Linked DNA regions of Homo sapiens: region 1 is linked to region 2. Evidence: chromatin contacts called from ENCODE Hi-C or POLR2A ChIA-PET data. All regions are on one chromosome and are shown on one strand. Each heading gives the region's core, a stretch centred on a gene start or an enhancer-like site at or near the end of the contact. The rest is flanking DNA. Distances are from core to core; before and after follow the strand shown.

Region 1 (7,336 bases), core at 172-2,671, 1.0 Mb before region 2:
CAGAGCTACTGTACATTTATTTAGAAATGGAAATTGGGTATATAAACAAGGCAGCATCTTTGTACAATAGAGCATTTTACCCCTAATTTTAGATTTGAATTATTCAATGAAGAAACATGAGGCATATGCTTCCGGGAATGTGGAGGTACATGATCTCCACTCAATGCTCTGAAGAACATTCCATGGCAAGGACGTGGCTTGACTAACATGTCCAACTAACGATGCGCTCTTCTTTAGAAGGTTGTTTAAGAGTGGATAAATATGACTTTGGGGAAAATGGAATATTTCATTTGTGGTTTTTGGTGACCAAACCATTTCTGAGTTTCCGCTTTCCTCTTAAGTAAATAGCTATGTTTATTGTCAATTAATGTGGAGCAGGAAAGAAGACAGCACCCAGATTTCTGCCATTGTTTTGAGAAAGGATATTGGCAGGTTTTCCCAAGCCATCTCCTCCAACCCTCCTTGACACCCTTTGTCCTGGGATCTGGCTCAGTGGACACAGTTATGGGGGGTGGCACATATTCTCAGAGGATAGGAAGTTTATGGGGAAGAAGGGGAATGAAACCCACATCCAGAGACAGAATTATCTGAAACTTTAACATTCAGGGACTCTTGTTTGATAAATCCCTGCAAAATCCTGGGAGAGGCTTCCTCCTTGGCAATATGTTTCATAAGTCATGTTTTATAAATGGCTGCTTTTTATAGAAATTTATTTAATGAAGTAGAATCAGATTTTCTTCTGATTCAAAACCCCAGGAATGGATGAGTCATATGCCCATTTCCTACTCTAACTGCTCTCCTTTCTCCGCTGGAACTTTCTCAGCCAAAAGCATCATTTGGAAGAAGCAAAAACAATCTTATCTAAATGGATGTGTGCAGAGAGGACTTTGTATTTACAAATAATTTGTTTTATTTTCTGCTTCCTGTAGATGGAGCTAAATCCTTAAGCATATGTTTACATGTGATGGAATTCCCAGGAAGGAGATCTTTGAAAGACAATAATAATATCTGCTGCTGAAGGCTTTTAATTCTTTGGACAATAAGTGGTGCTACACTGGGCACAATTTGGTGCTAAAGAAAGAAAGTTATTTGTAGGCAGAATCCTGTACCTGCCTCCTAGTCTCTGCAGAGAACAGAGAGTTTGTTGTTGAATAGAAATGGCCAGCAGTGTTACTATTGCTGTATTTTGTATTTTATCTAAGGTCATATTCAACTTCTTTTTTTTCTCATAAAAAATTAAACTGTTAAACTGCCCATTATCCATTGTCCTTTTACACGGGTGTTTCCTGGTCTTGTCTGTTGCTCAATGTGATTGAATGACCATGTATGACAAATAGTAATGAGCTCATAGTATTTCCCTTAGTCAGTTAATAAACAGTGCATATCTTTGGAAGAAGAGACACACTTTATTACTTCCCCATATGGTTTCAAAGGGATGTGAGAGCACAATGAGTCAGGCCAACAGGAAAACTTAAAAAAAGAAACGGAAAAAAAAGTTTTTAAAGAATCTTATTGTGTTTCTCCCAAGTTGCTCATAGCAACTTGTTTATTAATTCTAGAAATAGGCAAAGAAATTTTATACCTTAATAAGAAAAGAAAAAGACAATATTTTAGGGAGTTTAAATAATATTTATATGGAAAACAATTTTATTAAGTGAATTCACATATGTCTTAAGTGCTTTTTAGTGTATCCAAGACAGCATTAGATACATGTTACTTCTTAAAAAAATAAATGACCCCTCAAAAAGTTTTTAAGACATTTTTCTATTTTTTTCCAATCAGCTTCCATTTTTGTAACTAGTATACTAATTCACGGCAAAGTAAAAACAAACCAATTATAACATAAAATATTACTTTGAGATATTTTGATTATTTTTAAACGTCATAATTATTTGAAATCAGAAAGCAAAAAATGCTGGAATCAAAGTTAATTTCAGCCTCCAAATGTTTAAACTGTGTATTAAAACCTCTCTCATCTTATGTAAATTTTAATTCTTTAAAGTTGTGACATTTTCAAAAATCAAATATATATTTTATTTGGATTAATACATAATCTTGCAGAATGAGTTTATTATAATTTTATTCATATATGAGCTTTAAATTTATATCCCAAATAATTCTCAGAAACATTGGAGTACTCAGTTTTGTAGGTTGGTTAGCATTTTGATGTATCATTTACTATTAGTTTTTAGAGGTTAGAGCATCAATGAAAAGAAATATTGGTAATATAGAGGCAAGTTCTGAAATCTGTGGTTTCCAAGTCAACATTCAGGATTATTCTTTTAAAAAAATATAATTAAATTTTCTCAAAGTTACATTTACTATATTACAAATAGTCTCTTGTTTTGATTTATTAGGAAGACGTTAACAGCATATTCTTTTTTATGCAGTTTTCTTAAGACTCCATTAAAACAAATGGCTTTCCGGTCCGTGCCCCCTTCCAGGTCAGCTAACAATTTTATATTGATTTGCAAAAGAGGCTCCATTATAAAAACCTTTTGTAATTATCTAAATTCCATGTGTTTAGGAAGCTTTTGAACCATCCAGGAATAAGCTAATTTCCGTAATGGTGAGAAAGAATTGTACAGTGGATACAATAAATGCTTGTCTACTTACTTAGGCTTGTGTTTGAGTCTGTAAGTGCATGATTTGCTAATTTTGTTAAAAAAATAGTAAAAATTCTAATCTTCATTTGTATTGTTTCCTATATAAAAAAGCAAACCATTAGCAATTATAGTCCTATTTCTTAGTCATATACTGTCAATCAGCTATCTTGAAGATGGAACTGGGAAACCAGAACTTATATTCAACATGATAAGGAAATTTGAATTCATTTTATATACTATAAAGTTTATAAAAGTTATTAATAAGTAACCATAAGAATGGATTAAAAAATATTTAAAGCATACCAATTGACAGATTTGTAAATATCATTGAAAAAGTCAGAGATAACTTGGCCGAGATATCTATAGCACCTTTACACTTTAAAATTTTAATATCAATATGCCTTCTTATGAGTTATGTGTTTGCATATTGACTGTGTTCAAATTTGTTATTTCAAATTCCCCTTTGTTTAGGACTCTTGAAAGCACACAGGACTAACTGAGTTAGGGCAATGGGCTTCCAGTGCCCTCTTGGCTGTCACCTTATTTAATAAGGCCTGGCTTGTGCAGTCACTAGTTGGATTGGATTATGTTCTTCCTGACATTTCCATTCACTCTGTTGCCCAGCCCTAAATATGTTAAGCAAGATGAGCTATCCTGGGGCCAGGATGATTTTCCTTCAAAAGCATCCTCATCAGATTTAAATATTTACTGCTTTCCCCCATATCAAAGTCAATTAAATAACTTCTCATACAATTTATGAAAGCCAAAAAGCAATCTAGAAAGGAACACATCCAAACCCATTGACTCCATTGTAGAAAGAGAAATGAAAACGTGGGTTTCACTGGAGTGTTCTGGCATGGAAGTAGTGTCTCTTGTTGACTTTAGGAATCCTGGAATGTGGCCCTAGGAAGGAAAACCCTTGAACATTAAGGGGCCCCTTAATGAATTTCTCTATTTCTCTATGATCTTTCTTTAGTTCCATAGCCCCCACCTAAGTAGAGGGTGAGGTCAGAGGGAATAAAGAAAGACATAAAGCAAATTATGCTGTCGGCTATCCAAATTGTACAACCTTATTCATGCTGATTATGTATTGCAGGCATATGCAAAAATAAGTTTGCATATCCTGAGCATATCCGACCTCACCTTTGTTGTGAATAAATCACAGACTGTCCTGGATTCCAGAAGAGTTCCAACCAGTGAAGCTGGCATTCCAGGAGAATCCTCTGATTCTTTTGGCAAAACTGAGTCAAGAACATATTGCCAGTTCTTCCTGGGCTCAACTAAATGTGGATTCCATTCACAATCACTTTTGCTTTGCATGTTGTGTACGCTTATGACCATCATGTTTATCAGCAGTTCCAGAGGGCAGCTGCGAGGTTGCTTCCAAATATTGCAATATGATTCCATAATGTTTTGTAGAATTTGGAATCCATTATTCTCATATTCAAGGACAGGTTTCAGATTTCAGCATTGAAAGATGTCTTCCCAGTTCTTTCATTGCTTTCAGGGTGCTCAGCTCACATGGCCTGAGACAGGAATTGTGCAGCCTCCACAGCCACCTAAACTATAGACTTTCTAGAGGACTCTACAAAAGCCTGTTTCATGTGCAGCATGGTGGAAGAATACAGTTAACTTTTTCAATACTAGAACCATAAAAATCACTGAAACTATATTACCTTTTTGTTTATCCTAAAAGAGACAAATATTCACCCTATCTAGAAACACAGAACATCTTCAAATGCACCTCTGCGTTGTTGAAAAAGGCATGTTTTGGGGAACTTTAAAGGTGTTGAATAATGAAGAATTCTTTTATTTATTCCTTTGATAATTCTACTAAAAGTGCATTTTTTAACAAGAAGACAGTTTCTTTGTTCTTTGTTCATTAACATTGCTGTATTCAACATAACTTTGAATCAAATTATCCCTTTCACAAAACTGCTCACGTTGTTTCCTGTTCCTTGGCACGATGAAGCCATGCATATGTATGACGCGTCACCAAGTGTCATTTTAGGAAAGACCCTGTTAGTGTGCCTATGGAGAGAAGCAGAGTTAGAGTATTGTAGCCATGGAAGCCACTTTACTTTGCAGCCTTTAGCTTCCTGGAGGGAATCTGGTGATGGGAAAGGAATTCCATTTTGCATACTACATTGTTAGCGTGCAAATGCTCCACTTATTTATATCATTCAATTCAATCTGGACATCTTACTTTAAAAATGTATATCTCAGTCCCTCTTTGAAGAAAAATATGATGAAAATATATGAATTAGAGCTCACAATTTTACATTATTTGTAGATCATAATAACGATCTTGGCATTTGTATTTACCTTACATAGAGATGGGAAAACATTTTGGAAGGTTTTTTGGAGCAATAGGAGAGGGGAATGAAATATCCCATTAAAACAGGAAGGACATTGCTGTCACCTAATCAGACAGCCTCAGGACTACCAGCAGATGGTGCAACAACCTATTTAATCCTCAGCATTATCAGAAAATAACCAAGAATGGCATCTTTCTTTGCTAATTAATTCTGAATACTCCTAAAAAATTATGACTTTAATGATAATAGCATTTAAAACGATAACCATAGAATCTGTAATAATTTTTTAATAATTATACATAATATCTGACTTTTTGAACTAAAAGAGACTTTAGAACTCTCTGGTCCAAGCCTTCTGTTTAACAGCTGAGGAAACTCAAGTTCTTAAGTTTAAACTTCAACCACCAGCTAAGGAGGGTCGTGATGAGTCTTGGTCATATGACAGAACCCATCGCTCATTGATTCAGCAACATTATCCCTCAGCAAATACGATTTCTAGCCCAATAATCAAAATTTGATGGGGTGGCGGATGGCATTTGATCATCCAAGTTAAGATTTTTCAGCAGATGTTTATCTGTGGAGACTCTTCTATTGTAAGAACATTCATAGTTTTAGAAAAGAGGCATTTTCTGGGAGAACATGCTCTCCTGTCCTCTCTGTTTCCAGCTGCAAACTAACGTGTCATTTTGCCAAATGCTTCCTGTCTAGCTTCTGGCTATTTCTGAGAGAGAGAGAGAAGGTGGGGGCAGGGGGAGAAAGAGAGAGAGAGAGAGAGATTTTTTTTTACACATTTGCTTTGTACTAGGAAAATATTTCTTATACAGTCAACAATAGCATATTAATGGGGATGATTTAAGGAGCCCAAGCTTCTATTCTGTTGCCAGAATGCCAACGGGAATGTATGCTACTTTTCAAAAAATAGGTGTTGACAATAGCCTGCAGTATTGCACTGTAGTCAAAGAAGAGTGCTGAAAGCTTCAGTTCATAAAAATGCTTGATTCATCAAAAATAATCACCTCACCTGATAATTGAAAGCTACAGAGAATTATTATGCAGCCGTGGACTCTCAAAAATTTATTCATTTTTGGTAATTAACATTATTTCTTCTTGATGATGTTGCTAAATGGCTTGAACCCAGTCTGAAGAACCATGCATGATCATTTATGCTGAAAAGAAAAGAAATTAGAAGCTTTTGTTGCACAGGTAAGAAAAGATAAATTTCTGAAAACCAAAATGTCCTACCAGGTCTATCCATATTTGTTTTATTAATGGGTAATGCTTTCTATTAGCTAATGAAAAGATGATGGTAGTTTAACAGTGGAATAACTTTTAATATATCATAATCAGAGAATACAAGGTAAGCAAAATTACAATCCAATGTCTGATTAGAAAAAAAAATTATTTTATGGAATTAAAAAATATTATTTTATTAAATAAAATATGGTTTTCTTTTGAAAGTATGTGGAAATCAAATTGCTAAGATCAATGCAACCATTTAACTGAGTTTCATTTTGACAAAAGGCAATCTGTGGCGATATTGCTTTAGAAGTAAGATGAAATGCATAAATTCAGATAAAACATTTTGCCGATTGCCTGGCTGAAATAACTGGTTATTATTATTGTTATTACCATTAGAAGACAAAAAAATGGTCTCCCAGTTTTCAGCATATGCTACTCTTAAGTAGAAGGACCTTTAACAAAAGCTAAGTGTCCAGGCCTTGGTTTACTCATCAAAGCAAATGACCACATCAGATGTTCCCTGGGAGCCTTCTGACATTTAGCATTTGGTGATTTTATCATCTCACTCCAAGTAAAGGAAGCAGCAAAACCTCTCTGATTGTATTTTGAGGTCTCTGCATAAATAACTGTAAAGCATATTTGACCACATTATGAGAAAATTTGTAAAATAAATTTTATTTGGAATGCCTACTTGAACTGGAAATTAACAATTAGAGGACATGACTTCCCTGATGTTTACCTCATTAGAAAATGTCTTGGACAAAACGCTGGCAAAAATCTTCTCTTGAAAACAATCCTTTATTATTTAAAAGGTGGAATTTATGCCCCCCAAATTTATCTTTCTAATGATATTTAACCCATTTTGCATAGCTCGTGTTTTCTTTTGTCCAATGTTTAAACTAGCTTTTATTTTTTTAATGATTAGAAGCTTGAACATGTAAAAAAAAAAACATTAATGACTTTCATAGCATGAACCAGGAAAACATTTAAAATCTGTTAAACCTAGTAATAATTATTTCAAAATGTTGCCTACTAATGATGACTTACTAATTATCACTTTGTTGTCTTAGTAACTACCTACCCTTGCTGAAGAGTTGACAGATTTTCAAATCTACAGATTGTGACATATAAGAATGTGTGAAACCTGGTGGGTGAGCCATCTTAGGCCTCAGT
Region 2 (6,357 bases), core at 2,135-4,634:
GAGATGACCCAGGGTTGCACAGGGCAGTCGTCATCATCCTCCTTGTGCAGGGGTGACCCTCAGACACAGCCAATTAACCCACGCAGCCCTGCAAGAAAGAGCCGGGGTTATAACCAACTCATCTCTCCGACTACCATAATATACACTGTTTAGCCATTTTATCAATTTCTCAAATTAGATGCTGCAGAAGTCACAGGTGCACCTTGATGAAATATGTGGCCGAACCACATCTATGCCCTATTGTCTTCCAGTGGAGCCCATACTCACCCTCTCACCTCTAAGCAACGGAACCCCATGCCAACCAGCAATGGGCCATTCTGGAGCCAGGTACGCATTTTCTTCATTCACCCACACAGTAAGTAGTGGGTGTCTCCAGGTGTCAGGCACCATGCTGGAAGCCCCTCTGTCTCTTCTTGCATGTTGGCTACTTGCGGAGCGTGAGCCCGAGTGTGAGGCGCCTTTCAGCTTTTATGTATTGTTGACAATGCATGATGAGGGACCTGGTCCTTTCGAAGCAAAGGCTGTGTGTGTGTGTGTGTGTGTGTGTGGGTGTGTGTGTGTGTGTGGCCTCAGCTCAATATCACAGTCTTCAGACAGAAGTGGGCTCAGTACCTGCTTTCTTGCAGTCGTGACCATGATGGTCAGCGTGCCCATTCCACGTCCATGTGTGGCTCCTTCGCTGCTGCCTTCACAGCCCCTTCTGACTGGTGTGGGATGAATCAGGTAAGAAGTCACCAGGGCCATTCATTCTGGCCCCAGATCACACCTTCCCTGCTCAGAAATGACACCTGTGAGAGAAAGAGGCAGCGGAATGTCCCCATTTATGGACAAGGGTTGAAGTTTCTACCATAGAATACTCAGGGTAGAGCTGAACAAGGTACAAAGAACATCTGTTTTCATTTCTACTGCTTAGCTGTTGAGCAGTAGTGAGTGTCCGGTATGACCTCCCTGAAGCATAATGACGTTCCAGAAATGGATGGAATGTCCTGGGAGAGCCAGTGGCCACCTGTACTCTGAGCATCTTCACCCTTCTCCCTTCCTCCCTGGAGGATGAGTCCTTTGGACAAAGAATTGTGCATACAGTTGTCCCCCTTATCCCAGGGCGACACGTTTCAAGACTCCCAGTGGATGCCTGAAAGTATGGAAGCACCAAATCCTATATATATATACTATGATTTTTCCTATACATACCTACCTGTGATAAAGTGTAATTTATAAATTAGGCACAGTAAGAGATCACCTATAACATAATAAAATAAAACAATTACAACAATATACTCTAATAAAAGTTATGTGAATGTGGTCTCTTTCTCTTTCTCTCTCTCTTCCTCTCTCTCTCTCTAAATTTCTTCTTGTATTCACCTATTTTGAGACCTCACCTATTTTGGGACATCAGTTGACCACAGGCTACTGGAACTGCCAAAGGCGAATCCGCAGATAAGGGAAGATTACTGGATAAAATTTAATGGCTCTTGACTCCTCAGCCCCTAGGAATGCTCAATGTATGAATGAATGAATGAATGAACAATGAGCCTGATGTTGTCACTACTTTGCTCTCTTCTCCAACAGCATGGACGCATTAATTCTAAGCAGGATCTCTAAATAAAACCAGCAACTCATTTGATCCAAAATATCAGACCCCCTCTGGTTCCTGTTTTGCCTAGAAGGGTTTACATAAGACCAATCACTCATTTTCCATTTCATTCTCTTCCTTCTCCCCTTTCTCAGTAGATGGAAAGCCTATGGGAAAGACGACGTGGTTAGACAGCAGAAGACAATGACCAGGGATGTCCACACACCTGTCAATTCAGTTCTCAATAGTACAACACCAGGAAGAACCCCCACCTGGGAAAGAAAGGACCTGTGAGTGTCCTTTTATTTTGACTTCATATTAATTGAAAGGCTACCCCCCAAATTGACAAATGCATTTAATGCTCCAAGAAGATTCACAGGCCCCAGAACATAGCTACTCAGGGAAATGAAAGTGAAATCTTATTAAAGCACGTTTTTTGTTTGTCATTAAAATTTAAACAATCGGGTGTTTCGACGCATCACTTCTGTGCTAAATGCAAAACCTTTGTAATTCCGGATGTGAGTCTTTTGCACAGGAGACACACCTCGGGTTTTCCCAGATGACTCGTTAAAACGTTTACAAATCCCAAACCTCCTTTTTCACAAAGTGCTGCCTTTTCCTGCTTTTTACTTGCAAGCCACTTGATGTTTATTTGACTACATTAAAACAGAATGGTTGTCTTTTTTTCTTCAAGGTCAACCAGACAGTTAAGCTGTCACTGTTCATCATGTATTCATCTTAACGCAGAACATTGCAAAGTGCATGTTGTCTTTTTCCAGTTAAAGGTAACGTGTGATGCAGTCAGTGTTTCAGATGGAAAAATGGACTTTGAATCCCTGCGTCCCATCCGAGGGCAGACTGGGTCTGCCCCTCCTCCACCAGTGCAGTCCCCTGGGAGGGCTGCTGTGGGCAGTGAGTGAGGAGGCCAGGGCCGTGCCCAGTACAGTCCTGACGAGCCTCTGACCTCGCTCCACTTTTACCCCAATGGCTAACTTAGAGGCACGTTGTTTTGTTTCCAGTCCCACGTCCACCATTCCTTTTAGTAACTCTTTTCCATTTCATCACGTTTTCATGATCAGTCACAAGGAAATATTCAGATCTCAGCAACAAATTAAATGCACCGAAGCTCAAAGGCCTGGGTTCCAGAACCCAGCTCCCTACTAGCTCTGTGATGTGGGCCAACACACTACGTATCTGAAGGAGAAATTCTCATCTTCCTAAATTCGCGAGTTGGTGAGGAGCTCTCAAGAGCAAATGCATGGAAATGCACCTTTAACTGGGAGAATTGTGTTCAAATATGATGCAGCTGCTTCATCACCTCCCTCTGCTTCAGTTTGTCATTTGTAAAACTGGGGTTGAGGATAGCAAATGTGCTGGAAGATTGTCAGGATTAAAAATTGTATCTGCAAGGAGCTTAGCCCCAGTCCTGGCACAAAGGTGGGTGATGTATGTCACAGCCCCATGGGATCCAGATTGTAATTGTAATTTCTTCTTTGTAAAACAGGGAAAACGATTTAAAAAACTACCCTCCTACCCTTGTTGCAGGTGTACAGGACTCAGAAACAGAAAGATCTGGGGTGGGTCAAAAGCAGACACATGCACCCAGTTGGCATTCTCAGGATGTCTTGAGCCCTTCACTGTTTCTAGAAGGTGCCTGTGCTTTGCTGTCCCTGCCACCTGCTCCCTCTCTTCCATCAAGTTACCCTAAAATATGACAGACAGAAATGGGGACTGCTGGCTTTGGCCATGAAAACATCCGCCCGCTTCCGGCTTGCAGGGAATAACTTGTGGTTTCCTCTGCTGCACATGCAAGTCATGAAGACGATTTTCATCTTTGCTTCATCATCAGTCATAGCTCTTACGATCTGCCCACTTCTGAGAGTCCTTTTCTTAGAGAGGGACATGTACTGCTGGCAGAGGAGGAGCTCTCAGCGAAGAAAATGGCATTACTGAGCATTTGTTGAATTTTGCAGTGACCTCCTTGTTTTGAAACGATCAAATCAATCCTTATTTGTGTAACTCAGGAGTGCAGAGTGCATTGCCCACACTCTGTCACTGTGAGGGTCAGTGCTTGCTGTGGTTGAGGGATGAAGAAAACTTTGGATATCAAGTGGCCTCAGGGCAACAGAACAGGTTTTCAAGGGACTATCACCTTTCCCTAGCAAACAACAACAGTGGCAGCTACAAGGCAAATACGGAAATGATCTTTGGTGTGCACAGATCACAAAGTTTGCACCTGCACAATCGGCTGGTTATGAACTCGGAGAAATTTCTCTCTTGCATCCTGACTGTTCTTTCTTAGCCCATTGCCTGTGTGGTGGCCCATGCCAGCAGCCTCTTCTGTCCTGTTTCTACAAGTGCAGGGACGTTACTGACAAGCCCAGTCTCACACCCTGTATGGGCAAATGCCTAGAACAGGGCTTAAATGAGAAGACAGATGTGCTTCAGAGTCCAACAGATCTCTCAAATGCCAGCTCCAGAAGTTTCTAACCATGAGAACTGATTAACACATGGGAGCTTTAACCTCCCTCTTTCTAAAGTGGGCATGGGGATGTCTACTGCTCAGGTTTACTGAGAGGATGGGTGCAATTCTGTACTTGCCGTTCAAATCCAGGACAGCCCTGAGGCTGCTGCCCCAGATCCCAGGAGCTCAGGGTGCCTCTGTCTGCAGAGGCTGGAGAAAAATTTATCTCTTGGCAGAACTCAGCACTCAGCAAACAGAGTATTCTGCTTCAAATTCCAGTTCAATCCTGAGTTCTAGTATCTTAAAGATAGAGACCTGAGACCGTTCAGATATTGTGTCTAACTCCTGTAGAACTTAGAATCATGAAAAGATCCTACGCAACAGGTTCTGTTCAGTCCCTTGGCCAATTTCAGCATGGTGACTTTTTCTCTGCCTACGTGTCTAAAACACGATTTTTATTTAATCTTACATAATAAGATCACAGTGTCAGCATCAGAGCTGAGAGGAGAACTCAGGATTCTGGCTCCTATTCCTGCTTGCTTCCTACTGAATCATGTTCATCACAGCTTCTGTGACCTCAGAAACCTCAGGCAACTCACGTATGGGGAATGAAGAATGGATTGCAACAGCGTCAGCTCTCGCCTTATCTACCTGAATTTTTGACTTCCCTTGTTACTTCATGTTTATGCCTTTATTTCCCCTCCCATCATCCCTCCCCAAATCAAAGAGCCTTTACCTTGTATTTTATATATGTCCCAAACATAAGCTACCCTGGCTTCTAGAAAAATAGTGGCTGTGTACAAACCATCCTTCTGTGTGGCTGTCAAACCAGCTAGGGAACCCTCTGTTTGGCTACTAGATTTTTGCCTTGATCATAGAACATTTGAGATCTTTGATAAATGAATGGGTGTTATTTGAATTTTCTATATTTAAATTTATTTTTACACCCAGAAGCTGATCTCAAGCAAGACGTTCACATGCTAACTATTGGGTTGGGTGGCAGGCACCATTAAGAGAAGCAGCAATTCTCCTTCAGGTACTGTGGCATGAACAGAAAAAATAGTCATTGGCTAAGTTGTTGTTCTACATTAGGGTTACATGCTCATGACTGCAGAACACAAATGACCAGGATTTTAGTCTCACTGAGAGCAGGCTTTCATCCTGGAGCAGCTTTTGGGGCCCAGGATCTGACCTCTGCAGGGGGACTGAGCAAGGCTGCAGTGACTCACCTCCCTGCACTCGCACCCACAGATGGTCCTGAGTCAGAAGCCTGGCACCTGGGTCGGGCAGCCGGGTAAGAGTGTGCACTTTCATCGTCTATTCATACCCGTCCTGGGAAAATCTTTCCAGCCTGGGAAATGGCAACCTGACACGTTTCACCGGGACTCAACTTCCTGAGCGTATGCACAGAAAACCCCACACCCTTCACCTTTATTGAACAAGGAGGGAGCCCGATAAGAATCGCTGAAGAAACGCGGGGAGTGTCCCGCACAACCGGATGGGTGTGGCAGGCAGCGTGGGCGAGTAGAGTGACCTGGGGCGGAAGAGGTGTCTGAATTTGCGTGGCTCCAGCGGCTCAACCCCTCCGAGTCTTCAGTGCAGTATCTGTGCAAAAGAGAAAAGCTTTGTAGATACTCTCTGAAATCGGCACTGAGCAGATACCCATTTCTTTTCCTTTCGCATTTGCAGAATGTAATATTTCTAGGGGAGCAGAAAGAATTGGTTAGGAAAAGGCTGTTAAGGAAGGAGGTAAGTAGACAGAGACGGGGTTTGCTGGAAATAATGAGGAAAAAGCTCGAGGCCACTTATGCACCTGCTGTCACGATTCAGCTGGGACCTTCTGAATCATACGAACCCAGAAAGGACAGCTGTGCTGTGTGCGTTGTGCGAATGACCATTTGCTAGAATAACGTATCTCCAGAATAATTTGTTTAGGGGCAATTTTATGTGTGTACATGGTATTCACAAATGTTTTATCCCCACAGTTAATTCAATGCAGGGACAGTTAACCCTTTTTTTCCCAGGGAATTTGGGACTGACCTAAGGACTCTCTGGCCTCCACTCCTATTGCCACACAAGTTTCTGCTGAGGCAGGAACCACCATGCCTTCCAGGGACCTCCAGTCAAAATCAATGAAGTCTGCAAACAATTTCAACTGTAGTATTGTAGCCCCAATAAATAAAGAGCACTTATTAAAACATATTGACTCGAAAAATATTTGACATGGTGTGTTTGTAACAGGAGAATGGGAGCTCAGGCCTTTCTTCTCATTGAAGATACCTCCACTCACCTTGTTCTCTATGGGGAGAAAAACAAATGA

What was found. A loop is a pair of places that touch in the nucleus more often than their neighbours do. ChIA-PET counts read pairs that join two places held with the same protein, here RNA polymerase II (POLR2A). Pooled maps may share reads with other maps.
Region 1: a map of aorta shows a loop between it and region 2 (2.7-fold over the local background). The contact joins two enhancer-like sites. A Hi-C loop is called at or near these places in 2 of 168 maps with a recorded cell type or tissue (Right ventricle myocardium inferior and aorta) and 6 of 50 pooled maps. POLR2A ChIA-PET finds 5 or more read pairs at or near these places in 3 of 52 experiments (MCF 10A, WTC11 and endothelial cell of umbilical vein).

What each region holds. Positions count from the first base shown.
Region 1 is chr10:4,764,961-4,772,296 of GRCh38, reverse strand. LOC105376375 (a long non-coding RNA gene) reads left to right here and starts at 5,804. Exons shown (of 3, transcript XR_930599.2): 1 at 5,804-6,127. Within about 2 kb of position 1,421, at least 9 of the 41 ENCODE cell types and tissues checked have a DNase peak (open chromatin) inside an H3K27ac peak, as active enhancers do.
Region 2 is chr10:3,762,303-3,768,659 of GRCh38, reverse strand. LOC105376363 (a long non-coding RNA gene) reads right to left here. Exons shown (of 4, transcript XR_001747332.1): 2 at 5,267-5,642; 3 at 613-788; 4 at 1-88. Among named protein-coding and RNA genes, the nearest start is that of KLF6, 20 kb to the left of the region's middle. RefSeq lists enhancers at 1,639-2,838, 4,865-6,064. Within about 2 kb of position 3,384, at least 6 of the 41 ENCODE cell types and tissues checked have a DNase peak (open chromatin) inside an H3K27ac peak, as active enhancers do.